Regions from separate parts of the Homo sapiens genome. Here regions 2 and 3 are each linked to region 1. The links are chromatin loops, found by intact Hi-C in ENCODE. Cell type or tissue: mammary epithelial cell. All regions are shown on one strand.

What was found. Peaks named below come from ENCODE experiments on the same cell type or tissue, not always from the same donor. Only the 100,000 strongest peaks of a DNase experiment are listed, where the experiment ranks them.
Region 2: it touches region 1 in a loop (18-fold over the local background); 3 of 110 quality-filtered maps call a loop at or near these places.
Region 3: it touches region 1 in a loop (8-fold over the local background); 37 of 110 quality-filtered maps call a loop at or near these places.

Annotation. Positions count from the first base shown.
Region 1 is chr2:10,909,834-10,913,833 of GRCh38, forward strand. It overlaps KCNF1 (potassium voltage-gated channel modifier subfamily F member 1), which reads left to right and starts at 2,101. Exons shown (of 1, transcript NM_002236.5): 1 at 2,101-4,000. The coding sequence starts at 2,594. In mammary epithelial cell, CTCF peaks have their summits at 57 and 2,044 (motif pointing right); a DNase peak (open chromatin) is centred at 2,078; H3K4me3 peaks cover 483 bases; H3K27me3 peaks cover 661 bases.
Region 2 is chr2:11,026,233-11,030,232 of GRCh38, forward strand. No RefSeq gene overlaps it. Among named protein-coding and RNA genes, the nearest start is that of FLJ33534, 100 kb to the right of the region's middle. In mammary epithelial cell, a CTCF peak has its summit at 2,364 (motif pointing left); no DNase peak of the experiment used is centred here.
Region 3 is chr2:11,123,135-11,127,134 of GRCh38, forward strand. FLJ33534 (Putative uncharacterized protein FLJ33534) reads right to left here. Exons shown (of 9, transcript NR_040080.1): 4 at 1,449-1,651; 5 at 18-155. Among named protein-coding and RNA genes, the nearest start is that of FLJ33534, 7.0 kb to the right of the region's middle. In mammary epithelial cell, a CTCF peak has its summit at 1,527 (motif pointing left); no DNase peak of the experiment used is centred here.

The DNA of each region.
Region 1 (4,000 bases):
CCCCTCCCTCTTCCAACCAGATGGCCGCCCCTCAGCGCCCCCTGTGGAGAAATTCAGGAAGCACCACTCTTGTATAATACATATACCCCTCTTGTTAAGGTCATTACCCCAAACTGTTAATTATTATTTACAAAAAACATATTATCTACTAGAATATGAACCCTGTCCCCACACCTAGGGTGGTGTGTGTATGTGTGTGTGTGTGCATTTGCACACATGTGCCATAAGAGCTCGATAAATATTTGAATAACTGAGTGAATGAATGGGTATTTAGAAGCCCATTAAGCTCAGACTAGGATGCAATTTGAACTTAACCCTGCAGGTACTCGGACAGCTGATAAGGGGAGTAGCATGCATAAGGATTGGAAGAGGAAGCTGGGGTGTGTGTAGGAGGTGGTGTGTAGCACTGTACTGGGGAGAAGAATAGGCCTCAGAACCCAGCAGGACAATGGTTAAATCCCAGCTCCACAGAGTGATCTCGGCAGGTTACCTGACATCTTGTTTCCTTAGGGGTTGCTGGGAAATTAAATGACAAAAATGCAAAGCACTCAGAGACTGCACTCCGATGCCCATGGAGAATAAGTGGCAACTCTTATTATTACTCAACCTTTCTGAGCCTCGATTTCCTACTCTGTAGTAGCATGTCATTGTCTGATGCTAAATGGAAATGAAGTAAAATTTGTAAAACGAAGTTTCACTAAATAATACTTCATGTGATGTATTCTAATATATTCTGTTTTATGCTAACTCATTAAAGAAAAAAGAATACTGTCAGTGACCCAGTAAATTGATTTCATAATCCATTAACGGACATGTCCTTAAGTTTTAAAAAACCCAGCCTACAGAATACATTTTTAAATAGACTTTATATTTTAGAGCACAATTCAACAGAAAGTACAGAGAATTCCCACATGCCCCCTGTCTCCACAGCTCTCCCCTGCGCATCAACATCTCACACAGGGTGGGACACTTGTCATGGTGGACCACCCCACATGGACACGTCATCATCGCCCAGCACCGAGTTTGCATTAACATTCGCTCCTGGTGGTGAACATTCTATGGATTTTGACCATTGCATAACGACACATATCCGCCATTATGGTACGTTTCACTGCCCTAAAAATCCTCTGCTCTGCCTATTCATTCTTCCCTCCAGAATATTTTTAACACGATCTCGAGGCCATAGATGATATCAGTAATTTGCAGTATTGATGATAGTGGTGAACCGGAGGAGAGAGACACTGTTAGGAAGCTGCTGTAGTGGTTCAGGTGAGTGAGGACAGAAGGACAGCTGTGGCTGCAAAGGCTGGAAGAGAGGAGGGTGTGGGACACTGGTCAGGAAGAGACAGGCCTTGGTCAAGGAGTGAGGAACGGGGAAGCAGGAGCCACTGGACCCTAGGGGTCTGGAAGCTAGTGGCCTTGGTGTGGGACTGCAGAGAGATAGGAGGTGCCAGACGGCAGGGACTTCAAGGCAGAATTGAAATCTGCTGAACAGCAGGCGTCGGTCAGCTGGGACAGCCGGAAAGCTCGGGATCAGGAGGCGGTCAAGCTGAGCTCTGCTCTCATTCCGCCGCGTGACCTTGGGCAAGTCCCTTCCCTTCTACAGGAGGCTGGACTAGATGTCCTCCTTGTACAGCGTTGCGGGGAAGGTGAGACAGTGCCACCAACACAGCAGGGCATTGCTGGGTCGGGGGGATGGGGCAGGAAACGCTTCAAGGATCAGGCAGGATTTTCCTCCCACCAGGAAAAGCCGGCGCGGGTCTAAGGCCGGAGGAGGGACCCAGACATAGGAGTCACCTTCTAAGGGGCTTCCTGGAGCACATTTTCCTGCCCAGCAACAGGCGGCAGCATTCTCTCCCCACTAATCCTCTCCAAACAGCAGTGAGAGAGAATGCCTGCCGCTTCAAGCCAGGTCGCAACCCCTCGGTGACCCGCTGCGCCCGAGGAGGGGCCGGCGGTGCGCGGTGGTGGCGGCGGGCGCGGCAGCTGTGCCCGTCTGCCCAAGGGTTAATCCGTCCCCTGCAGCTGCCGCGCGTGCCTTGCAGAATTTCACCAGAAGAGGGTACAGTTTGAAAAGCTCCTGACGTCAGGCTGGAATTCCTATTGTGTTTAGAAAAGGCTCGGGCAAAGCCAGCCCAAGTTCGCTCTCTGCACACCTCGAGCACCTCGCGGACGGCGTGGGTCCGCCAGCTCCGGGACCTGCCGCCGCTGCCTGCGCGCCCCGGGGCGGAGGACGGTGCCAGCCGCCCACGAGGAGACCCCGCTCCCGCAGGAGGCCGAGCTGAAGCGGCGGAGCGCGCCGCCAGCCAGCCGGGGTGAGTGCCCCGGGCGAGGCCGGCGGCCGCCAAAGCCCCCGCGGGCTCGCCCGGGCGCCCGGATGCCAGCCCCGAGCCCCGCCGCCGGGTGCATGCCTCCCCCGCGGCGCGCCCCCGCAGGCTGCTGCCCGCTGTGACCGCCCTTCCCCGCAGGCGGGCGCCGGCCAGGCTCTCCCCGAGATCAGCGCACGGGTGGCACCCGCCGGACCCCCAGCGGCAGCGGCGGCGGCGGCTGCAGGGGGCGCGGGGCGGAGGCTGCGAGGGCGCGCGCGGGGAGGATGGACGGGTCCGGGGAGCGCAGCCTCCCGGAGCCGGGCAGCCAGAGCTCCGCTGCCAGCGACGACATAGAGATAGTCGTCAACGTGGGGGGCGTGCGGCAGGTGCTGTACGGGGACCTCCTCAGTCAGTACCCTGAGACCCGGCTGGCGGAGCTCATCAACTGCTTGGCTGGGGGCTACGACACCATCTTCTCCCTGTGCGACGACTACGACCCCGGCAAGCGCGAGTTCTACTTTGACAGGGACCCGGACGCCTTCAAGTGTGTCATCGAGGTGTACTATTTCGGGGAGGTCCACATGAAGAAGGGCATCTGCCCCATCTGCTTCAAGAACGAGATGGACTTCTGGAAGGTGGACCTCAAGTTCCTGGACGACTGTTGCAAGAGCCACCTGAGCGAGAAGCGCGAGGAGCTGGAGGAGATCGCGCGCCGCGTGCAGCTCATCCTGGACGACCTGGGCGTGGACGCAGCCGAGGGCCGCTGGCGCCGCTGCCAGAAGTGCGTCTGGAAGTTCCTGGAGAAGCCCGAGTCGTCGTGCCCGGCGCGGGTGGTGGCCGTGCTCTCCTTCCTGCTCATCCTCGTCTCGTCCGTGGTCATGTGCATGGGCACCATCCCCGAGCTGCAGGTGCTGGACGCCGAGGGCAACCGCGTGGAGCACCCGACGCTGGAGAACGTGGAGACGGCGTGCATTGGCTGGTTCACCCTGGAGTACCTGCTGCGCCTCTTCTCGTCACCCAACAAGCTGCACTTCGCGCTGTCCTTCATGAACATTGTGGACGTGCTGGCCATCCTCCCCTTCTACGTGAGCCTCACGCTCACGCACCTGGGTGCCCGCATGATGGAGCTGACCAACGTGCAGCAGGCCGTGCAGGCGCTGCGGATCATGCGCATCGCGCGCATCTTCAAGCTGGCCCGCCACTCCTCGGGCCTGCAGACCCTCACCTATGCCCTCAAGCGCAGCTTCAAGGAACTGGGGCTGCTGCTCATGTACCTGGCAGTGGGTATCTTCGTCTTCTCTGCCCTGGGCTACACCATGGAGCAGAGCCATCCAGAGACCCTGTTTAAGAGCATCCCCCAGTCCTTCTGGTGGGCCATCATCACCATGACCACCGTCGGCTACGGCGACATCTACCCCAAGACCACGCTGGGCAAGCTCAACGCGGCCATCAGCTTCTTGTGTGGTGTCATCGCCATCGCCCTGCCCATCCACCCCATCATCAACAACTTTGTCAGGTACTACAACAAGCAGCGCGTCCTGGAGACCGCGGCCAAGCACGAGCTGGAGCTGATGGAACTCAACTCCAGCAGCGGGGGCGAGGGCAAGACCGGGGGCTCCCGCAGTGACCTGGACAACCTCCCTCCAGAGCCTGCGGGGAAGGAGGCGCCGAGCTGCAGCAGCCGGCTGAAG
Region 2 (4,000 bases), 120 kb after region 1:
CCACTGCCTCAACTCTGAGTCTCCAAGCCGTACTGTCTTGCCTTCGATCTGGGGGTCAGAATCCACTGCCCTCCCTCCATGGGCTGTGGGATCTCACTGTCTCATGTACCATCTATGCCAGCACCACAGGTGGCCCGTACCCAGCCTCTTAACACCCATGAACTAGAGGCCAGCTAGCGGGCCATCTGCCTGCCCCTGCTGCAGACAAGCCAACACCTCTCTATGCTGGCAGCTGGATCCAGCCTCCCGCAGACTCCTCCCATCCACATCGGCAGGTCACGGGCATCAGCCCGGCAGGAGCTAGGCCACAGGATGATCCCAGGCTGTGAGGGAGCCTGGGAAACATTCATAGCCTTTGGCTTTCCCACCTGCAACGTACACTTAGGCAGTGGCTCCCAAACTTGAACAGGCAGATCTGGGGTGGGGCTTGGAAATGAGCATTTCTAACCATTTCCAAGGCGATGCTGCGTAGCTGGTCCAAGGACCACACCGCGAGAGCCACTGCGCTCCAGGGCACAGCAGGGCGGATGGAGCTGGGGAGGCTCACCTGCAGCAGCCGCCACAACGACCTTGTGCAGATTTTGTTTCCTTGGTTTTCCATTAATAATTCCTTTTTCATTATTGAAAGAAAAATAGATGTTTTCATTAACACAGCAATCAAATCTTCCTGTTAGTTATCAGAGTTTGTTGAACAGAAACTACTTTTATTCTTTAACTTCTTACTTTCTTTCCTGCTTTCTAGACCTCCTGCAAGGCTGTAATCCTGACATTTATTTCCCCTACACACCTGAATTAGTTCCACAGTTACCTGGGCCTCAAGCCTTTGTCTTTAATAGGTTTCTTTTCATTCTGCTAGAGTACGTCCTTCAGTTGTGTGTGTATATGCATGTGTGTTTCTTTTAAGGTGTTGGAAATAAACATTTTTACTACTCCCATGTAGGAAAATATCTTTATTGTCCCTTAATCTTCATGACAGTTTGGCTGAATACAAAATTCTGGTTTCAAAATTATTTCCAATGAAAGTCCAAGGTGCGTCTACTGGGCTACAATCAAGGCGACAGCAGGGCTGTGCTCCTGGAGGCTCTGGGGAGAAGCTGTCTCCTTGCCCTTTCCAGCTTCTGGAGGCCGCCTGCTTTCCTTGGCCTCTTCTACCTTCCAGGCTAGCCCTGGCATCACCCGAACCTCCCCTCCTTCTTCACGTCCCCTTCTCTGACCAGCTCTTCTGCTGCCTTCCCTCAGAAAGGCTGGCGTGATGATATTGGGCTCACCTGGATAGTACAGGATACCCCTCCCCATCTCAAATTTCTTTTCTTTTCTTTTCTTTTCTTTTCTTTTTTTTTTTTTTTTTGACACAGAGTCTCGCTCTGTCACCCAGGCTGGAGTGCAGGGGTGTGATCTCAGCTCACTGCAAGCTCCACCTCCCGGGTTCACCCCATTCTCTGCCTCAGCCTCCCAAGTAACTGGGACTATAGGTGCCCGCCACCACGCCCGGCTAACTTTTTGTATTTTTAGTAGAGACAGGGTTTCACCGTGTTAACCAGGATGATTTCGATCTCGTGATCTGCCCGCCTCGGCCTCCCAAAGTGCTGGGATTACCGGCATGAGCCACCGCGCCCGGCCCGCATCTCAAATTTCTTAATCTCATCTTCTCAGTCCCTTTTGCTATGGAAGGTAACATATCCACTGGCTCCAGGGATTAGGAAATGGACCTCTCTAGGGGGGTCAGGGGAAGAGGCTGTGTTATTCTGCCCACCATGGTCACCAAACAGAGTTTTATTTATTTATTTATTTATTTTTATTATTTTTTTTGAGACAGAGTCTTGCTCTGTCGCCCAGGCTGGAGTGCAGTGGCATGATATCAGCTCACTGCAACTTCCACCTCCCAGGTTCAAGTGATTCTCCTGCTTCAGCCTCCTGAGTAGGTGGGATTACAGGCGCCCACCACCATGCCCAGCTAATTTTTATACTTTTAGTAGAGATGGGGTTTCACCATGTTGGCCAGGCTGGTCTTGAACTCTTGACCTCAGCTGATCCACCCGCTTCAGGCTCCCAAAGTGCTGAGATTACAGATGTGAGCCACCGCTCCTGGCCCAAACAAGAGTTTTAAAAAGAAGATAGAGAAATATGGCTTTATAACTCTCAGGTCCCTCATCCATAGACACACACACAGAGAGCTTGAAAGGGTTAGAGGTTGCAGAAGGGAGGAGGCTGTTTCTGGAGTGTTCTTGGTGTGCGGGGAGTCCTTCCTCCTGGAGGGGCTCCACCCCTTCACCTAAAGCAAAGAGAGATAATAAACTCAGAGGGTTTGTTTTCTGCAGTCTAGGGGAGCCCACCTGGAAAATCAGGAGGTCAAGCACCACCTGCTGGGAGAGCAGAGCAAGGTGAGTTCCCTGCACCAGCGGCCTTCACTCCCAAAGTCGACGCAGGTGGAGGATGCCTGAGGGCATCCTTGGACCCACTGGGGCTTGTGCCAGAGAGAGCATGTGGATTGTCATTGGTCCTGTCTGTGAGATCCTCTGGAGGGGTGGACAGGTGCTGGGATCTAAGGAAGGTTTGGGAGATCAGCAGGGAGAAGCCATGCTCACCCTCATAAAGGGAATTACAGGAAGAGATCCCTAATAGGGAGGCAGGGGACACCTCCAGCAAACACACCAACATCGCCAGAAAGAGGCATCTTTAAACACCTGACCAAACCAAACTAAAACTGGATCCATGCAGCCAGGTGAGGGCCCTCCTAACTTCTTGGGTCTTCTCCCTCCCCCTGCTCCATTCCCAAAATGTGAGAAACTGCAATTAGCAGGAAGTAGGGAAAGAGAAGCAACGGTCATGCCTCTCTCTCCCACCTGGGGTCACCTGTGCAGACCTCAGCCCAAAAAAGGAGAAGCTAGGCAAATGAGTGACTGGCTGGTGGCCACTTATCTCGACAAGAATAAGAAAAACCATAAGATTTGCCCTAAGTTTCACTCAGAGACAGGCAAAAACAAACAAACAAAAAACAACAACGACAACAGCAACAACAAACCAGCCCTGTGTCATGAATTCAAGGGGGTCACGTGAGGCTTTTCTGATTCCATCCCTGCTGCTCAGCTGAACAGGGACATCGTAGGTATTGCCTCATTATCTCCCAGCATCTGGTGTTTCTGTGGAGACGCCTGATACCAGTCTGGATTCCCATTCCTTTGAAGGTGTAAACATTTGCATGTTTTTCTCTCTGAAGCTTTGAAGCTCTTCCCTTTTTCCTTGATGTTCACATTTTCACGCAGTTGTATCTGACTGAGTCTGGGTCATTTGTTTCTTCCTTCTGTTCTGCAGAACCAGAGGGCGGTGTTAAAGAGCACAGGGTGGAAGGGCTCCACGAGTACTAAGTGAAGGCCAAGGCCCTGACTGCTGGTTTAAGAACCAGTCCATGCAGCCGGGCTTGGTGGCTCATTCCTGTAATCCCAGCACTTTGGGAGGCTGAGGCAGGTGGATCACTTGAGGTCAGGAGTTTGAGACCAACCTGGTCAACATGGTGAAACCCCGTCTCCACTAAAAATACAAAAATTAGCCAAGTGTGGTGGCGTGCGCCTGTAATCTCAGCTATTAGGGAAGGTGAGGCAGGAGGATCGCTTGAACCCTGGAGATGGAGGTTGCAGTGAGCCCAAATCGCACCACTGCACTCCAGCCTGTTTGATGGAGTAAGACTCTGTCTCAAACAAACAACAACAAAAAAGAACCATTCCATGTATCAGCACCTGCCAGGCATCGTGTGCCTACCTGAGTCCCATGCCCCCGTCTGCCTCCCGACAGGTGACCACTGTCCTGAATTCTGTTTATCATCCTTCGCTATTCTTTAGAGTTTGACAATATGCGTGTTTCTACACATTGATTAATTTGCATGTTTTTGAACTTTACAAAAACGATGTCATGCTGTGTATTCTTCTGTGAGTGACATATTCTGCTCCAAATTAGGCCGGATTCATCTGTGTTGGTGCCTGCAGCTTGGTTAGTTCATTTGCAC
Region 3 (4,000 bases), 210 kb after region 1:
AGGACAGGGTCACATACCTGGTAATTATAACTTCAAGTCTATTTAACCATATGCCAGGCACTGTGCCAGGAGCCTTGCGTGGATCAACTCATCCAATCCTCACCCTCAGCCTAGAACTCGGAGGGCACAGAAGAGGCACAGCCACAAGGCTGCTGCTGCAAAGGACGACACAGGCAAATGCAGGTTGGAATAGGTGAAAGGGTCTCTCAAGGAAATGAGCTGGAGTCGGGCCTGGAAGAGCAGCAGAACATGCTCCTGGCCCTGCCACACACCTGGGTCCCAGAGCTACATGGAGCTGGCTGCCACCCCTGTCTGCAACCCTGGCCATCCCCGCAGGACGCCTGACAACTTCCTTACCCTGGCCTGCTGGCTAGAAACACCCGCCAGGCAGATGGCCTTTCTGACTGGCCTTCTCCTGGCTACTGCAGCCTCACCGGAGGGCCAGGGCCAGGGCCAGGGCCAGGCCAGGGGTGGCTCCTGCCTCAGCAGGACAGGGCAGCTCCAAAGGTGGGCTCTGCACCAGGGTCTCCCCTGAGCCAGGCAGGGGCTCCCCACGGGAGACAGTGCCAACCGCACAGGCCAGGGGTGCAAATTGAGGCTGGGGAAGGAGAGGCTGATCTCCTGGTGATCAGGGGGGCAGCACCAGCCTCAGCCATGCAGGTGTGAATTCCTCCCCACAGCCTGAGATCAGTGCCTCACCCCCGCCCTCTCTCCCCAGGCTCCCCGCTGGATTGCCCCTGCCTGACACCCCATGCTGGCAACCAGAGGCTGATTCTGCCCGACTGCCTCCAGCTCCTCGAGTGTTCAGCCTGGGTTCCAGAGGGAGGCCATACAGCCCCGTCAGAGACCACCAGGGAAGTATCACAGACCGCAGCCAGCGGGTGAGCTCAGCTGGGAGTTTGCACCAAGCCTGGCTCCGGAGTGTGGCCTGACTGACGCAGGCTGGGACCACCCTACATGGGCCGGCAGGTGTGGGTACGTCCTGGGGCTCAGAGAGGGGCTTGGAAGGCCAAAGGCAAGGCGGCCGGACCCGTTATCGCAGCACATAGCATCCCCTTGACTTGCTGGGAGAAGCTTGCGCCCTCATAGTTAGCAATTCCATGGCCACTGGAGGCCAGAGTGGGAGCTGGGAGGCTCTGGACACCATAGCTTTGGGCCCCCCGGCCCTCTCGGGCTGGTGTTCACCTGTAAATGCTGCTTCCGCTGTTCAAGCGCTGATGCTCCTCGTCGCTCACGGGTGAACAGCTGCTGCCCACCTCCAAGACCCCCCGCACCCTGCACGGCAGGTGACCTCTTGCGTCCCTTCTGGGCCCTCCCTGTGGATTTAGAATGTCGCACCTGCCTGCCGAGGCTCACAGCTGGGTTCCTTTCACAGACACCGTATCCGGACAATCCATTTGTTCTGTCTTTAATCAGAAATGGCCATAGCGAACTACCGTGCGTCCAACCTGAGACACCTGGGGATGGTGGAGCCAGGGGAGATGCCGCGGGCCTGAAGGAGGATGCGAAGCTCCAGGGTGCCCCCTGCTGCCTCCGGAGCGTGCTGCAGTCATGGCCGACGTGGACCTGGCAACCTGCTCCGATCTTCAGAAATATTATCCACGAGACCTGCTTTCTCCCATAATGCATTCGGCTGGCCACCCATGGGAAGCTACAGAATAAAGAACATAAAGACATGCTCCAGAATATGTTCCCAATGCTTAAAATTCCCCCAACTCCCAGGAATCTAGAGTCTTTGAAATATAGATCATTGAGTATCTTTTTGATAACCGAAGTAAAACTGTTTATGTGAGATGCTTTTTCTCTGCAAATAACAACTGAAGAAGAGGCCAGAAACTATAGTCAGAAGGGATTCTGGTCCTGGGGGTCCATTTCTTGCCTGTGCGGTCTAGGTGGGTTGTGGTCTTCCAGTTTCTGCCCCTAAATCCACATGTGATCGGCTCCACTTCACAAGGCCGTCACAACACTTCACAAGAGAAATGCAAGAAAGCACACTTTTCAAGCAGTGTACACAGTTGCTGTTTTTAATGCCATTATCCATCAGGGAATTTCTCACTTGTCTCCCAGAGGCTCGAGTGGATTGAAAATATAAGGTCTATTTAATGAAAATTATCAAGGAAGTTCCTGGGGAAAAATCCTTAGGCGTAGTCAAGTATTAGTCAAACCACAGCTCTGCAGTTCCAATAAAGCACAGACTTTAGAAGTTGTATGAGTGAATTCCATGCAAGGCCTGCCACTTATTGCCTGGGTCCCTGGACAAGACACTCAGCCTCTTGAAGACTTTGTTTTCTCATCCATAAAATGGAGCTAATACTGTTCACCGAATGAGGTGAGGTGAGGACTGGAAATAATGCCTGACGTACAGTGGGGGCTGAATACAAGGTTGGTTCTTTTTTTTAAGATGGAGTCTCGCTCTGTCACTCAGGCTGGAGTGCACTGGCATGATCTCAGCTCACTTCAACCTCCACCTCGAGGTTTCAAGTGATTCTCCTGCCTCAGCCTCCCAAGTAGATGGGATCACAGGCTCGTGCCTACCCACACCCAGCTAATTTTTGTATTTTTAGTAGAGATGTGGTTTTGCCATGTTGGCCAGGCTGGTCTCAAACTCCCGACCTCAGGTGATCTACCCACCTCAGCCTCCCAAAGGGCTGGCAGGAATTACAGGTGCGAGCCACTGTGCCTGGCCATACAAGGTCGGTTTTATCCCTTAATAGATCCCAGAAGGAATTCAAATCTGTATAATCTGTGATTGGTTGAATTGTGCTTCTCAAAATTTGCATTGAAGTGCTAATCCCCAGCACCCCAGAATGTGACCTTATTTGGAACCAGGGTCATTGCCGATGTGATGAGTTCGGATGAGGTCATACTGGAGTAGGGTGGGCTGAGATCCAGTATGAATGTGCCCTCATAAAACAGGAGAAATTTAGACAGAGACACACAAAGAAACAACACCATGTGAAGATGAAGGCAGAGATTAGGGTGATGCTTCTGCACACCAAGGAACATGGAAGATTGCCAGGAAGGTCCCAAAAGTGGGGTAAGGGGCCTGGCACAGATTCTCCCTCACTGTCTCAGAAGGAATGAACCCCACCGACCCCTCTTCTCAGACCTCTGACCTCCAGCACTGTGACACGCTCCATTTCTCTTGTTTAGCCACCCAGTTCATGGCATTGTGTTAGGGCAGCTCTGGCAAACTAATACATAATCCAAGAGAGACTGTCATAGATTTACTATCTTTACTGTTGAATAATCCTTACCAATGGGCCCAGGCCGGGCATGGTGGCTCACGCCTGTAATCCCAGTACTTTGGGTGGCCAAGCAGGGTGGATCGCTTGAGCCCAGGAGTTTGAGACCAACCTGGGTAACATAGCGAGAGTCCATTGCTACAGAAGAATAAACAAAATTAGCTGGGTGCGGTGGTACACACCTGTGGTCCCAGTTACTCAGGGCACTGAGGTGGGAAGATCACGGGGCGCAGGAGGCTGCAGTCAGTCGTGATGGTGCCACTGCACTCCAGCCTGGACGATAGAGGGAGAGCCTGTCTCAAAAAAAAAAAAAAAGCCCAGGAAGGTAGGGTCAGAGCCTAGACAAGAACCCAGTTCTCTGGATTCTCAATTCTGTGCTCTCTGCACTACCCCTGACAATCATATCTTAGGCGTTAACATGATTGACCAGGTGCAGTGGCTCACACCTATAATCCTAGCACTCTGGGAAGTCAAGGTGGGCAGATTGCTTGAGCCCAAGAGTTTGAGATCAGCCTGGGCAACACAGTGAGACCCTGTCTCTACAAGAAAACACAAAAACTACCCAGGCATGGTGGCGCATGCCTGTAGTCCCAGCTACTTGGGAGGCTGAGGTGGGAGGATTGCTGAACCCTGGAGTTGGAGGCTGCAGGGAGCCAAGATCATGCCACTGCATTCCGGTCTACTCCCTAAAGATATGCAGTAGACACGGGAGGAAGCACGTCCGTTCAGACTTTTCTCATGCATTCAACTCATAT